2 separate regions of the Homo sapiens genome follow, and region 1 is linked to region 2. Evidence: chromatin contacts called from ENCODE Hi-C or POLR2A ChIA-PET data. All regions are on one chromosome and are shown on one strand. The core of a region is the stretch at or near the end of the contact, and the rest is flanking DNA. Distances in the headings are between cores, read along the strand shown. Region 1 holds the start of DDX5 (DEAD-box helicase 5). Region 2 holds the start of TRIM37 (tripartite motif containing 37).

What was found. A loop is a pair of places that touch in the nucleus more often than their neighbours do. ChIA-PET counts read pairs that join two places held with the same protein, here RNA polymerase II (POLR2A). Pooled maps may share reads with other maps.
Region 1: a loop to region 2 is called in a pooled map, with 15 times the contacts of the local background. The contact joins the promoter of DDX5 here to the promoter of TRIM37 in region 2. A Hi-C loop is called at or near these places in 6 of 50 pooled maps. POLR2A ChIA-PET finds 5 or more read pairs at or near these places in 2 of 52 experiments (B cell and WTC11).

The regions. Positions count from the first base shown.
Region 1 is chr17:64,505,039-64,511,834 of GRCh38, reverse strand. DDX5 (DEAD-box helicase 5) reads left to right here and starts at 5,546. Exons shown (of 13, transcript NM_004396.5): 1 at 5,546-5,759. The coding sequence starts at 5,716. CEP95 (centrosomal protein 95) reads right to left here and starts at 4,858. Exons shown (of 20, transcript NM_138363.3): 1 at 4,719-4,858; 2 at 3,115-3,243; 3 at 1,555-1,662. The coding sequence starts at 4,737. RefSeq lists enhancers at 4,246-4,355, 4,068-4,684, 4,666-4,755, 4,956-5,195, 5,896-6,025 and 1 more and a silencer at 6,386-6,455.
Region 2 is chr17:59,105,459-59,112,021 of GRCh38, reverse strand. It overlaps TRIM37 (tripartite motif containing 37), which reads left to right and starts at 5,142. Exons shown (of 24, transcript NM_015294.6): 1 at 5,142-5,581. The coding sequence starts at 5,561. LOC124904039 (a long non-coding RNA gene) reads right to left here and starts at 4,926. Exons shown (of 2, transcript XR_007065864.1): 1 at 4,431-4,926. SKA2 (spindle and kinetochore associated complex subunit 2) reads left to right here. Exons shown (of 4, transcript NM_182620.4): 4 at 1-2,165. RefSeq lists enhancers at 4,619-4,698, 4,739-4,788, 5,159-5,258, 4,735-5,394, 5,349-5,478 and 2 more and a silencer at 4,919-5,028.

The sequences.
Region 1 (6,796 bases), core at 4,297-6,796, 5.4 Mb before region 2:
CCAAATTAATACTTTTATAACTTCTTATGCCTGTCTTTACTGCAATCTCTGAACATGAATTGTAAAGATTTCATGGACACTTATCACTTCCCCAATCAATACCCTTGTGATTTCCTAGGCCTGTCTTCACTTTAATCTCTTAATCCTGTCATCTTGTAAACCGAGGAGGATGTATGTAGCCTCAGGACCACGTGATAATTGCGTTAACTGCACAAAATTGTAGAGCATGTGTGTTTGAACAATATGAAATCTGGGCACCTTGAAAAAAAGAACAGGATAACAGCAATTGTTCAGGGAATAAGACAGATAACCTTAAACTCTGTCCGTTGGTGAGCCGGGCGGAACAGAGCCATATTTCTTTTCTTTCAAAAGCAAATGGGAGAAATATCGCTGAATTCTTTTTCTCAGCAAGGAACATCCCTGGGAAAGAGAATACACGCCTGGGGGCAGGTCTACAGACGGTCCCCCGGGCGTGGCCATCTTTTATGGTCTGTAGACTGTAGGGCTGAAATAGACCTCAGTCTCCCATATCGCTCCCAGGCTTATTAGGAAGAAGAAATTCCCGCCTAATAAATTTTGGTCAGACAGGTTGCTCTCAAAACCCTGTCTCCTGATAAGATGTTATCAATGACAATGGTGCCCAAAACTTCATTAGCAATTTTAATTTCACCCCAGTCAGGTGGTCCTGTGATCTCGCCCTGCCTCCATTTGCCTTGTGATATTCTATTACCTTGTGAAGTACTTGATGTCTGTGACCCACAACCTATTCGTATACTCCCTCCCCTTTTGAAAATCCCTAATAAAAACTTGCTGGTTTTTGCAGCTTGTGGGGCATCACGGAACCTACAGACATGTGATGTCTCCCCCAGACGCCCAGCTTTAAAATTTCTCTCTTTTGTACTCTGTCCCTTTATTTCTCAAACCTGCCGATGCTTAGATAAAATAGAAAAGAACCTACGTGACTATCGGGGCAGGTTCCCCGAAGGCCAGGCACAGTGGTCCAGGCCTGTAATCCCAGCAATTTCACGAGTGGAGCCAGGTGGATCAGCTGAGCCCAGGAGTTCCAGACCAGCCTGGGCAAATGGCGAAACTCTTGTCTTTACAAAAAATAGAAAAAATTAGCCAGGCATGGTGGTGCACACCTGTAGCCCCGGCTACCCGGGAGGCTGAGGTGAGAGGATCACCTGAGCTTGGGAGGTTGAGGCTGCAGTGAGCTGTGATTGCACCACTGCACTCCAGCCTGGGCAACAGAGACTCTGAATCAAAAAATAAAAATAAATAAAACAACATAACATAAAAACAAAAAACACACCTCAAATTACCAGCTAGGATATTTACGTTTCAGACCCAGATCAATTGCAAAATCAATGTTCAGCTCTCCTGGAAAAGTTCTCATGTATGGACCTGACCTCTATCAGTTGATTGTCTTAGCTCAATCTTACAATTTGGTCTACTCCATAAGCTCACTCATTTGGTTAAGTAAACAATGTCTACAGTTCTAACAATTATTTTTACTAAAATGCATAATTATGTGATAGTTATACATATACCAACCTGTTATGTGAGACAAGCTGACCTGCAAGTAGTCCAAGGCCAGTGAATCAATTACTGCTTGTACATTGTGTGCATCATCTTCTTGACTCCTAGGAATAACTATGAGGTCTGGGGGGGGAAAAAATCACATAATTTTGTATCCATGAGAGGCCAAGTTTTCATCTCATTGTCTCTGACTAGGCTACTGAATATGCTCAACTGCTATAAAGGCTCTGCCCAAACAGAACATGCTGTAAAGTACAGATAAAGTTAATAAACCCTGAACTCTACACAGCAGAATCTTTACTGGTTGAGTATTTATTGATTGAACCGATTTATCAATATTAGACTGGTTGAATACGGTTGAATATTTATTACACCATATATATATATATAGATATATAGATATACATGAATATGCTTTACAAGAAGCACCATGTTAAGGAAGATAAAGTGGTCCCTAAATTCAAAGACAGCTAATAGTCTAATAAGGGAGCCAAGACATGATACTTTAACCCATAACTATGGGCTACTTTCTACGAAGAAAAAAAAAACACAGCAGGCATTCAAGGAGCGTTCTTATATATACACATATGTATGTTTATTTATTATTTATTGAGACAGGGTCTCGCTCTATCGCCCAGGCTGGAATGCAGTGGCGTGATCTTGGCTCACTACAACCTCCACTTTCCCGGCTCAAGCAATTCTCTTGCCTCAGCCTCCCAAGTAGCTGGGTTTATAGGCGTGCACCACTATGCCTGGCTAATTTTTGTATTTTTAGCAGAGATGGCATTTTGCCATATTGGCCAGGCTGGTATTGAACTCCTGGCCTCAGGTGATCCACCTGCCTCAAGTGATGAGCCTCCCAAGGTAATGGGATTAGAGGTGTGAGCCACCGCGCCTGGCCCTTATATGTCCTTTTGAATAGCCAACTAGAATTATTGGTATAAAGATTTAAAAGGTCAGCACAGGCTGGACGTGGTGGCTCATGCCTGTAATCCTATCACTTTGGGAGGTAGACGGGAGGATCACTTAAGCTGAGTTGGTACCACCCTGGTCTTGAACATAGTGAGATGGTGAGCAAGATGAAAGGACATATGCGCTTATTAACTGTCTTGGTAAATGAGGTTCATCATCTACAAGCATCAATTCTTATCCCTAGCACTGGTTAAGTAACAGAATCCAATAAATTCCCAAGCTCCACTCAATTTTACAACCTTTGAAGGTACATTTACAGAAAAGATGCAACTTTCACAAGGCAGTAGCCATGATTAGGTTAAGCCGTGATTATCAGGAGCCCTCAAACTGATCTGCTCAAGGCCGTTATTATGAGTGGGTTCCACAGGGTATTCCTTAAGGAATACAATATTATAATTATACAATATGTGATATTAAATACAATTTAATATACAATATTTATTTTAATATTGTATATTAATATAGAATTTAATATGCAATATTAAAAAAAGAAACAAGCAAAGAGAAAATGAAATTTTATAAATATCAAAGAATCTAACTAAAGGACTAAAAACTTTTGGCCTAAGATATAGGCAAAATTACTCCTGCTTTTAGTATTCTTACCTGGTACCTTTTCTCCCAAAATAGACTGATAAAGAGCAATAAAAACATTAGCATCACAGTCTTGAAGTTCATGTATTCTCAGATGTATATGACACTTAAAAAGAAGGTTATTGGCAATGGTTACCCACTCTGTTGGGAAAAAGGGGGAAAGATCAGTCTTAAAAACCACCAGAAAAAAATCACACAGACATTTAAAAAATCCAACAACCTCCCCCCCAACAAAAACAGACACTGAACTTTGCAGAAGATAAGGAATTTGATTGTTAGAGAATTTCAAAGACCCTTTAGGCATGGTTTTTAAAAAGATGTATTTAATTTCTTGGGATGATTTCCAGAGTGCTGTAATTTCTACATAGTCAAAACTATACTGCAAATTCAATTGATACTGTTGCAGCCTAAAATCTTAAGTTACTTATATAAGCCTTACATGGGTGTTTTTAGTTAAAACATATTTACAAGTAAACAGGAATATTATGTCATAAACAACAGTTTAATGATAATCCGAGGTTACCAGAAACTCATTAATGGAGGCTGCTTCGCACTTGCAATAGTATTGGTCTTGTGTTTACCCAATTATCTTGTGCAAGTCAGGGTTTCTCTGGTGCCGGAAAAAGTGGTGATTAAACTTAGGCTGTTAAGAACTGGTATAATAACAACATCAACGGTAATGCATTTGTTAGTTTTTCTTTTTTATTATATCGATCTATATGAAAGAAAATATGGGAAGTACATGAAGCTCAGAATTATCAATACTGTTGACGTTTCCTGCGTACCACATTCTCCTCTCCCCTAGATATTGCTGGGATTTGCAAAGTTTAACGGTTTCTGTACCAAAAGTAACTTAGCTTAAAATACTTGTTCCTTGAAATGCCTGGGAATTGGTAGGAAAGCACTTTCAATCGGTATTAGAAACAAACATCTCCACTATGTTCTGGACACGTAACGTTCTGGAAACGAATGAGAGTGTATTTTCCATGCACATAATCCCCCTCCCCACGCCCATTTCTCACAGCTGGCCAAACCATGACAACTGGTTTGTACGCAGTCCTTGTGAAAAGGATGAAAGCGTCCTAGACAACCAAATTAATTCGCTCTTCAAAAGCGGTGCTAGACAAAGCCCATGACTCTAGAGGGCACTGAAGAGAAAAAAGCACAACTATTCTACAGGGGCATATTCTACTATTCTGCAGGGGCATAATAAATCTTAAGAATGCTGTTCCTTTAAAGACCAATACAAAAGCAGGTACGACCTCAGGGCCCATAGTGCAAGGGCGGAGGGCACACGGACAGCGGCTAGACGCCCCACAGAAAGACAAGTCCGGGGACGACCCTTCTGACCGCTCTTTTTACAGCCAGGACCCAAGTGTCCTACCGGCCTCGCCCCAGTGCCTCTCTCTCTCCCACAGCATACTGCTGTTCCACGGCCTCGAAGCGAAGAGGTGGTGAAGCTGAGAGACCCTATCCAGGGAACCCGCCAGCGCGACGCGGCGTCTGAAGGTCACGAGCCCCGCCGACAGCCCAGACCCAGTCCGGGCTAGCCCGAGGCCTCCCTGGAGGTGGACGGTTTCAGTCCACACATACTGGGACCCCAGGGAGACACTCACCAGCATCCGAGCCTGCCATGTTTCAGAGGCAGGTCGCCGCCGGACTCCGACGCGGCCGGGAAGGCGACGGTGTCCTGGAAGGACCGATCCACGCAGACCCGACACTGGGGCGCGGACGCACGAACCAAAGCGCGGGGAAGGAGGCGTGAAAGAAGGACGGACGTTAAAAGAGCTTCTCGCCGCTGATTGGTCATCAGAGGAGCACTTCCTTTCACAGGACGTGAAACGGGGGCGGTTTGGGAAGTTTAGAGACCATTCTCCGCCGACCAAAACCCGTCAAAGGATTATCAGACACGCGGGTCGGACGGTCCACATCAGCCGGCAGCCCGGGCGGGTCCCGGGGTGCGAGCAGCGCACTTCCGGTGAGCTATTTCGTTTTGTATCCCTCCGCCGACGTCAACGGGAAAGTAGTGCGGACCGCTCTCTCGGTGGTCCGGGGTGGTACAGCCACGTGACAACGCCAGGCCCCGCCTTCCCCCTCTTTTGGTTACAGACGTGAGGGCTCTTTGGAGACGTAAACATCTCCGAGTGGCGAGGGTGGGCGGGGCTGGGCTTGGGAAAGGGCGGGGTGGCTTGCTTGAGGTGTGGAAAGACCAGAAGAAGGTGAGGTCAAGAGAGTGCAGAATGAGGCATTCCAATGGTGGGTGGGCCCTGACCTGAGAGAGTGGCGCGGGGAGGGGTGAAAGCGCGGCGATCCTGGAACGCCAGCGGGCGTTGCGGCCTATGCGCGAGGGGCGGGGCGATTAGGTCATAGAGCGGCTCCCAGCGTTCCCTGCGGCGTAGGAGGCGGTCCAGACTATAAAAGCGGCTGCCGGAAAGCGGCCGGCACCTCATTCATTTCTACCGGTCTCTAGTAGTGCAGCTTCGGCTGGTGTCATCGGTGTCCTTCCTCCGCTGCCGCCCCCGCAAGGCTTCGCCGTCATCGAGGCCATTTCCAGCGACTTGTCGCACGCTTTTCTATATACTTCGTTCCCCGCCAACCGCAACCATTGACGCCATGTCGGGTTATTCGAGTGACCGAGACCGCGGCCGGGACCGAGGGTGAGTTTGGGAGCCGAGCTGTCAGGCCTGGCGGGTGGGGGGATGGGAGGGCGGGTCAGGGTGGCGGCCGGCGGGGGCTTTGCGGCTTGGACTTGGCCTTTCCGGGCTATCTTGGGACTTCCTTTCCCGAAGGCTTGCGCCATTTTGATATTCACGTCACAGTGATTGGAAGAGATTTGACGGTGTAGTGTCTTCAAGCTTGCTTTTTGTGTGGGGATTGGGGAGCTGTCGGGGCGGCTGCCATTTGGTAGCTGTTGAGGGAGTTGAGAGGGAGCGTATTGTGCGGATGAAAGCGGGACGCTTCGAGGCAGACGAAGGAACATCTGTTAGGTGCGGCGTTTCGGGAGGTGTTTTTGGGGTGGCCGGGCATTCTGTGGGAGCGAGGGGACCACTTCCAAAGCCCTGGTGCTGTTGGGGTAGGAGGGCGGCCGGCATCAGCCATGTGGCTGAGTCGCGAGTACAAAATGCCGGCCTCGGACATGGCGGCGGCGCCTTTGTTACCCCGCCCGGCGGAGGAGCTCAAAATGGCAGCGTCGAGAAAATGTGGCGCAGAGAGAAATGCGAGACAAAGGGGGAAGCGCCGCCCCAGCGGGAACGCCGCCCGGCCGACTCCGCCCGGGCCGGGACTCCTCCCCCGGTAGTCGCCGGCTCCTCCTTTTCTTTTTTCCTGCGTTATATAATTTTGATTCGTTGATCCGGAGCTCTACCGCGGCGTTCCCCCAGCTGGGTTTGCTAGCAGAAGTGTTTCTGAGAAAACCCTTGTTCTGTTATCGCTGACTGTACTGTTTAGGTTCTTACCACTAAAGCTGTTTGGTTCCAAAACGGCCATATGAGTAACATCGTCGTGATGCTCTTCGGTTCATGTAGCCTTGTTATTGCTGATAGTGAATTGCTAGGCTGGTGGGGAAGATTACAGTAACCACAAGAAGTGGTGTGTGCCAGAATCCCAAATTCTGGCATGTGGGTGACAAGTTTCCGACATGATAAATCCCCGGCTTCCGACATGATAAATCCCAGGCTGTTTACATGACCTAAGT
Region 2 (6,563 bases), core at 3,893-6,392:
CACTTAGTCTTGTAATTTCAGGCCAGAAATTCTCAACACTATTTTGCATCTGTTTTCTTTTTCTAAGTCATGATAATATAGATGTTCTGGTCTATCATAAAAGAATGTTTATGTACATTTCAGTCATTCGGTATGTGGCTTTGTAAATTAAAGTATAGGCAAAACATTTGTGTTATACATGATATATAATTTCATTTTGTAAATGTTGATTGCACATGTGGTCACATTATTGTTGAGACTGCTTTTATGTGACCTGTAGTCTCCCACAGAACCTAAAGTAATAAGCTGGCTTTTCTGTGATAGCCACGTTTGCGTATTTCTTTCCCTATTTCCCTTGCCTGCTAATGTTGAACAGCATGAACTTGCTTTCTGATGCTGTTTTAGACTGTCCCTGTTGTATCTCAATAATATCTTTGTTTTCCTTCAGCCTTTATTACTATAATTGTTCATTCTACATGAAAGCTAGGAAACTGAAATTAGAAGAGCACTTATCTGCTACTTGCCAGTTTTGCGTGAGTGTGTTATATGTATGTGTCAATTTCCCTTTAAAATAACTATTTATTTTAAAATAACTATTGGCAATAAGGAAACTGTTCAAAGTAGAGGCAGATCTTGATAGAAAGATGTTAATCACAGGGTTGTTTATAATAGCAATATACATACACATTTGGCTAGTACTAGGTGAATAGGAAAATAAATCATGCTGTATGTATACAATAAGAGGTCAAGTTGCCAATAAATTATTACTGTTAATGTTCTGGGAAATGCTGAAACTATGCTAAGTGGGGGAGAGGGAAAGCAGGTATTGCAGTTTTGTAGTGAAGATTGGGCTTTGGAGTCATATCTGAGATGTAAGTAGCAGCTTTTAAATTCTAGCTATGACCCTGTGCAGATCACTTAACTTTTGAGTGTCAGGATGTTTGGAAGGACAAGACAGGAAAGTGTTTTAATACAGGGTTCAGTATTTAGTAAGCCTTCAATAAGTGATATTACATACATGTAATAAAAACTAAGCATTGAAAGGACTAGGAAAAATGCATCAAATGTTAGTTCTGCAGGTTATAGAATTATACTTTTATGTAATTTTAAAATTTCAGTTATGAACATGTTTGTCCATTAACAAACTTATAATAGCTGAAAAACAGGGTTGTGAGAACAGCTTCAGTTAAAATTGTCCTGTCTAGTTTGAATATTTCAAGAACAGAAAGCCTTTTTTTTTTTTTTTTTTTTTTTGAGACGGAGTCTCACTCTGTTGCCCAGGCTGGAATGCAGTGGTACGCTCTCAGCTCACTGCAACCTCCACCTCCCAGGTTCAAGCAGTTCTCTGCCCCACCCTCCCGAGTAGCTGGGATTACAGGCGCCCGCCACCACGCCCGGCTATTTTTTTGTATTTTTAGTAGAGATGGGGCTTCACCATCTTGACCAGGCTGGTCTTTAACTCCTGATGGTGATCCACCCACCTCGGCCTCCCAAAGTGCTGGGATTACAGGCATGAGCTACCGTGCCTGGCCCCCTTTTTTTTAATTACAGAGAAATAAGTTACACCTTAGTATCAGATATTAATTTTCTTCAGTGTTCAGGCAATTAGTATTTAGAAAGCTCTTGTCATGAGATGGCTCTGGGATGTGATGATGATTGTTGGGATTGAAAAAACGGTAGTATCATGGAGAGATCATAATAAATTCTTAGTATTAAAAGTGGTTTTGCTTTCAGTTAGGGAGAAAAATTAGATTGTACTATTTTTCCTCTATGATTTCCTTCAGTTATCTTCCAAATGTTGTTTTTTCCCCACAGCCCCCTTAACATTGTTCTCTATGCACTTCTCAATACATTTTCATTTGTTTCTCAAGCCTCTTTGTGGATGACTCCTAAATATAACTTCTTCCACTAGCTCTAGATCCGTATTTCCAATAAAATCCCCTACCTGAATATTCAAGTTAAACATGTCCAGAATACTTACTGATTTTATTGTTAATAGCCACTATTCTGTTGTCTGGAATTAAAACCTGTATAACTAATTTGCATCCCTTTATCTTCTTAGTCAATAAAACCTACAATCCTCTTTCTAAAATGGTCATAGTATACAACCTCTACATTATCTTCACACCTCCTTAATTTAGATCTTTTGTTTCTCATTTGGATTATAATTGTTTTCTCCTATGTGACTATAGTGTCTTTATGTCTTAAGTTATAAATAATACATGTTTAAGAATTTAAAAATCACAGGCATGGCCGGGCATGGTGGCTCACGCCTGTAATCCCAGCACTTTGGGAGGTCGAGTCGGGCAGATCACAAGGTCAAAAGATGGAGACCATCCTGGCCAACATGGTGAAACCCTGTCTCTACTAAAATTACAAAAATTAGCTGGGTGTGGTGGCACGTGCCTGTAGTCCCAGCTACTCGGGAGGCTGAGGCAGGGGAATCGCTTGAACCCAGGAGGCGGAGGTTGCAGTGAGCTGAGATTGCGCCACTGCACTCCGGCCTGGCGACAGAGTGAGACTCTGTCTCAAAAAAAAAAAAAACAAAAACCCAAAAAAACAAAAAAAAAACAACAACAAAACAGGCATATAAATTATCTAGAGGTAATCTGCAAATAATTGCTTCAGGCATTTCTACATGTATACAAACTAAAAAAAATTTTTTTCAACAAAAGTAGGTTGATACTATGCCTTGTACTGCTGCTGTACTTAGATTTTTTTTCATTTCATTATTTTATTTGAGAGAGGGTCTCGCTCTGTCACCCAGGGTAGAATGCAGTGTTGCTATCATGGCTCACTGCAGCCTCCAGGGCTCAAGCAATCCTCTTGCCTCAGCCTCCCAAGTAGCTGGGACCACAGATGCATGCCACCAACCCCTGCTAATTTTTGTATATTTTGTAGGACTTGGTTTCATTATGTTGCCCAGGCTGGTCTCCAACTCCTGGGCTCAAGAGATCTGCCAGCCTCAGCTTCCCAAAGTCCTGGGATACATGAGCCACTGTGCCCGGTCTTCAATTCTAATATATTTTTGTTATGTCACACATCCACCCTTCTTTTTAACAGCTGTAATCCATTATATGGCTATACCATACTTTTTTTTTTTTTTTAATTTTAGACAGGATCTGGCTGTGTTGCCCAGGCTGGAGTGCAGTGGTGTGATCTTGGATCACTGCAGCCTCAAATTCCTGGGCTCAAGTGATCCTTCCATCTCAGCCTCCAGAGTAGCTGGGACCACAGGTGTGCACCACCATGCCCAGCTAGATATATAGTCATTTTTATCAGTTCCTTAGTGATAGACATTTAAGCTCTATAACAGCAAGTTATACAAATAATATAACAAGTAAGTTGTATAACAGCAAGTTATTTAAGGATATGTATGAAGTTAGGAGATTTTTCTTGTGGGGAGGGCAGCAAGGTCAGCCTTTAAGGGATTCTGATGGAGCAGACCGTTGGCTCTCAAACCCCAGGGCTTGGCAAACGATGTGAGTTTAGCATCTTGCCAACTAAATTATTTATTTTGCTCAAGTTATCCTTTTTGCTTGCAACCAACGGCCTCTAATCAGCTGTACAGGTTTCTAATTGTTCGCTATTATGAATTGGTGCAATAAGTCCTTCGACATTCTTAGGTTCTTCGGCAAACATACAAGAATCTTAACTATTTATCATGTAAGTATTGCAATTTGTCTTATTTGTCTTCTGTACTGCTCCTTGAGAGCAAGGGCCACTTCTCATTACTCTGAATCCCAAGTACAGCATTGCATTTTTTTTTTTTTTTTTTTTGAGACGGAGTTTCACTCTTGTTGCCCAGGTTGGAGTGCAATGGCGCGATCTCGGCTCACCGCAACCTCCGCCTCCTGGGTTCGAGCGATTCTTCTGCCTCAGCCTCCCCAGTAGCTGGGATTACAGGCATGCGCCACCACGCCCGGCTAATTTTGTATTTTTAGTAGAGACGGGGTTTCTCCATGTTGGTCAGGCTGGTCTCGAACTCCCGACCTCAGGTGATTCGCCAGCCTCGGCCTCCCAAAGTGCTGGGATTACAGGTGTGAGCCACCACGCCAGGCCTAGCACTGCATTCTATAAATAATTCTTTTAAGTAAAATTCTCATAATATTAACCATCAACCATTTAAAAATGTACAACTGAGGCCATTTTCGTAAAAATAGCTCCATGTAGGTCAAAGACCACAAATAATTCTTACTGAAAGAATTTTTCAGTCTCAGATTAATCTTTCTAAATTATATCTTGTTCATGACCCAAGTAGTTAAAAAAAATTGTTGCTACCCACCACCTATAAGCCTAAATGCCTGATATTCAAGAACTTATTTCTAGATTATTAGTGATTCTCTACATGTGCACTCTAGGTCGGTTAAGTATAATTAGTTGTTTGCAATAAATACAGGAAAAATTAAATTCAAATTACGAATTTGATATGCCCTCTTTGTCTCACAAACCTTCAATTCTTGCAATCTTTACACATCTGGCAGGAAACTGTAGAAAGCAGATCCCATTTATAGGAAAGATGAATATCGCTGATACCCTTTCAATAGTCCCACGGCGACAACTTAGGCGGCAAGAATGAAGTGTGGGATGTGGGAACGAAGACTTCACAGTGTGTGGTCCCGTCCTCTCACCACCGTAATGAGAAATGACACCTCAGTTTGGAGCCTTCTAACTCGATTAGCTTTGGTAGGTGGAACGCAAGTCCTACAAACCTTAGACTGTTCCTTCCAGAGAGAACCACTAACCATGAACCTTCTGCACCAGGGTTTCTCAAAGTGCGGGCCACAGACCACCTGCTGCCGAATCACACGATGCTGGGTGAAAACGCGGATGGCCTGGGCCCCACCCTGGAATCTCAGAGTCCGAATACTTAACTACGGGTGTGGCTCTGAAGTCTGCGCTTTCCACCAGTACGCCAGGTGGCTCCGTCTTTGGCGCGCAAGTTTGAGAGCCGTGGGGCCCCGCCCTCCGCCAAGGTGGGCGTGGGTGGCGTAGCAGAGCCCCAAGCTCAGGCCGCCTGCGCAGGCTAGGGCCGGAGGCACGCAACCCTGAGGCAGCGAGTCGCCAAGTCTCGTATGCGCCCCGCAACGCGGGAACTAGGCGATCGCTCCACGCTCCTCCCCTCCTTTCCCCTCCCACAGCGTCCTGCGCGCATGCGCTTCGCAGCTTCTCTCGCCGCCGCGCCCCCAGCTGCTCTGGTTACGGTTGGTGTTTGCGAATTCTCTGCGGCACCTTCTTCGCTGAACTCCACCGTCAGTTCCATAGGCGCGCGCCCGCGTCACGTGGGCCGAGGTTCCGGCGCGGCTGCTGGCCGGCGGCTGAGCCGGGAGAAAGGAGCTGCGGCCACCGTTCGCCCTACTTCTGCGCCTCGGGGCGGGCGCGCCGGTAAAAATGGCGAAATGGGGGTAGGCGGCGCTGGACCTGAAGAGATGGGGCGCGCAGGTGGGGCGGTTGTCAGAGCCCCCTGACGTGGGCGCCGGGCTTTTATCGGCGATTTGATCTGGCGACCTCGGGCCGGCGCCTAAGAGGTCAGACTGCGGAGCCTGCGGGTCGCCAGCGGCCCCGCCGAGAGCCGGAGGCAATGGATGAACAGAGCGTGGAGGTGAGGGGGTTGTGAGGGTGGTGGTTAGTCCCCGCCCCCACCCGATGAGCGGTTTTTATTCGGGGAGTCGTGCCCATGTCCTCCCTCCAGTAGGGCACCCCTACCCCGCCCCTGCCGCTGTGGAGAGGGCTGGCCCGGTACCAAGGATGCCGTGCCCATTCTGCAGCGCTCCGGGTGTCTTGTGCTCACTGTTCCGCAGTCAGGTGGTGCGTATCCTGGAGTTTTCAAGGATGTCTTGGCACAGGTACTCATCCCCACCGGGTGTTTGCAAACAGCATCCTTTTCCGACCAAAACTGCAGATTCATCAGATGGATGTACCCTGCCACTCGCCACCAGTCCTTGCGAGTTCTTGAGCTGATCTAAATCTCCTTCCAAATGGATAGTCATCTTTCCCTCTCAGTGGCACATTTTGCAGGCTTCTGCCCTTCCTTCCTAGATTGAATCAGCATATATTATCTCATGTGTAGTTTCCAGAACAAACTCTTCTTTTTATAACTGATTCTTGTAAGCTGTGAGTTAAAATAGTTGGGATATGTAGGATATGTAAGTAAAGGCTAGGAATATATTTTAAAAGATTGTTTATTGAACATAATTGTGTAATCATTATCAAATTTTGAACCTTTCAGATACTGAAATAGGAAATCCTTGCTTTTTAGTAAGGGGTAACTATGTTATGGATATTCCACTTGAAACTAGTCATTCAGTAGTCTTATTGTCCACCCCGTTGCAGGTTACAGAATCTGCATCTCCCAGGTTCTTTCTGGCCCTACAGAGTCATGATGAGATTAATGAGTAATTTTCTCCTTAATTCCTCATATAAAGTATTATAAAGGTTTTGTAAACTTATCTTGGTTTTAGGAGGGTTTAATTCTAGAATGGAGTGAAAGTAAATGTCAGTAATATAAAAACAAAGTATACAATACAATAAGTATACGTTTAATTGTATCCTTTTTCTTGTTAAAAACTTTTCAGTTACTTCCT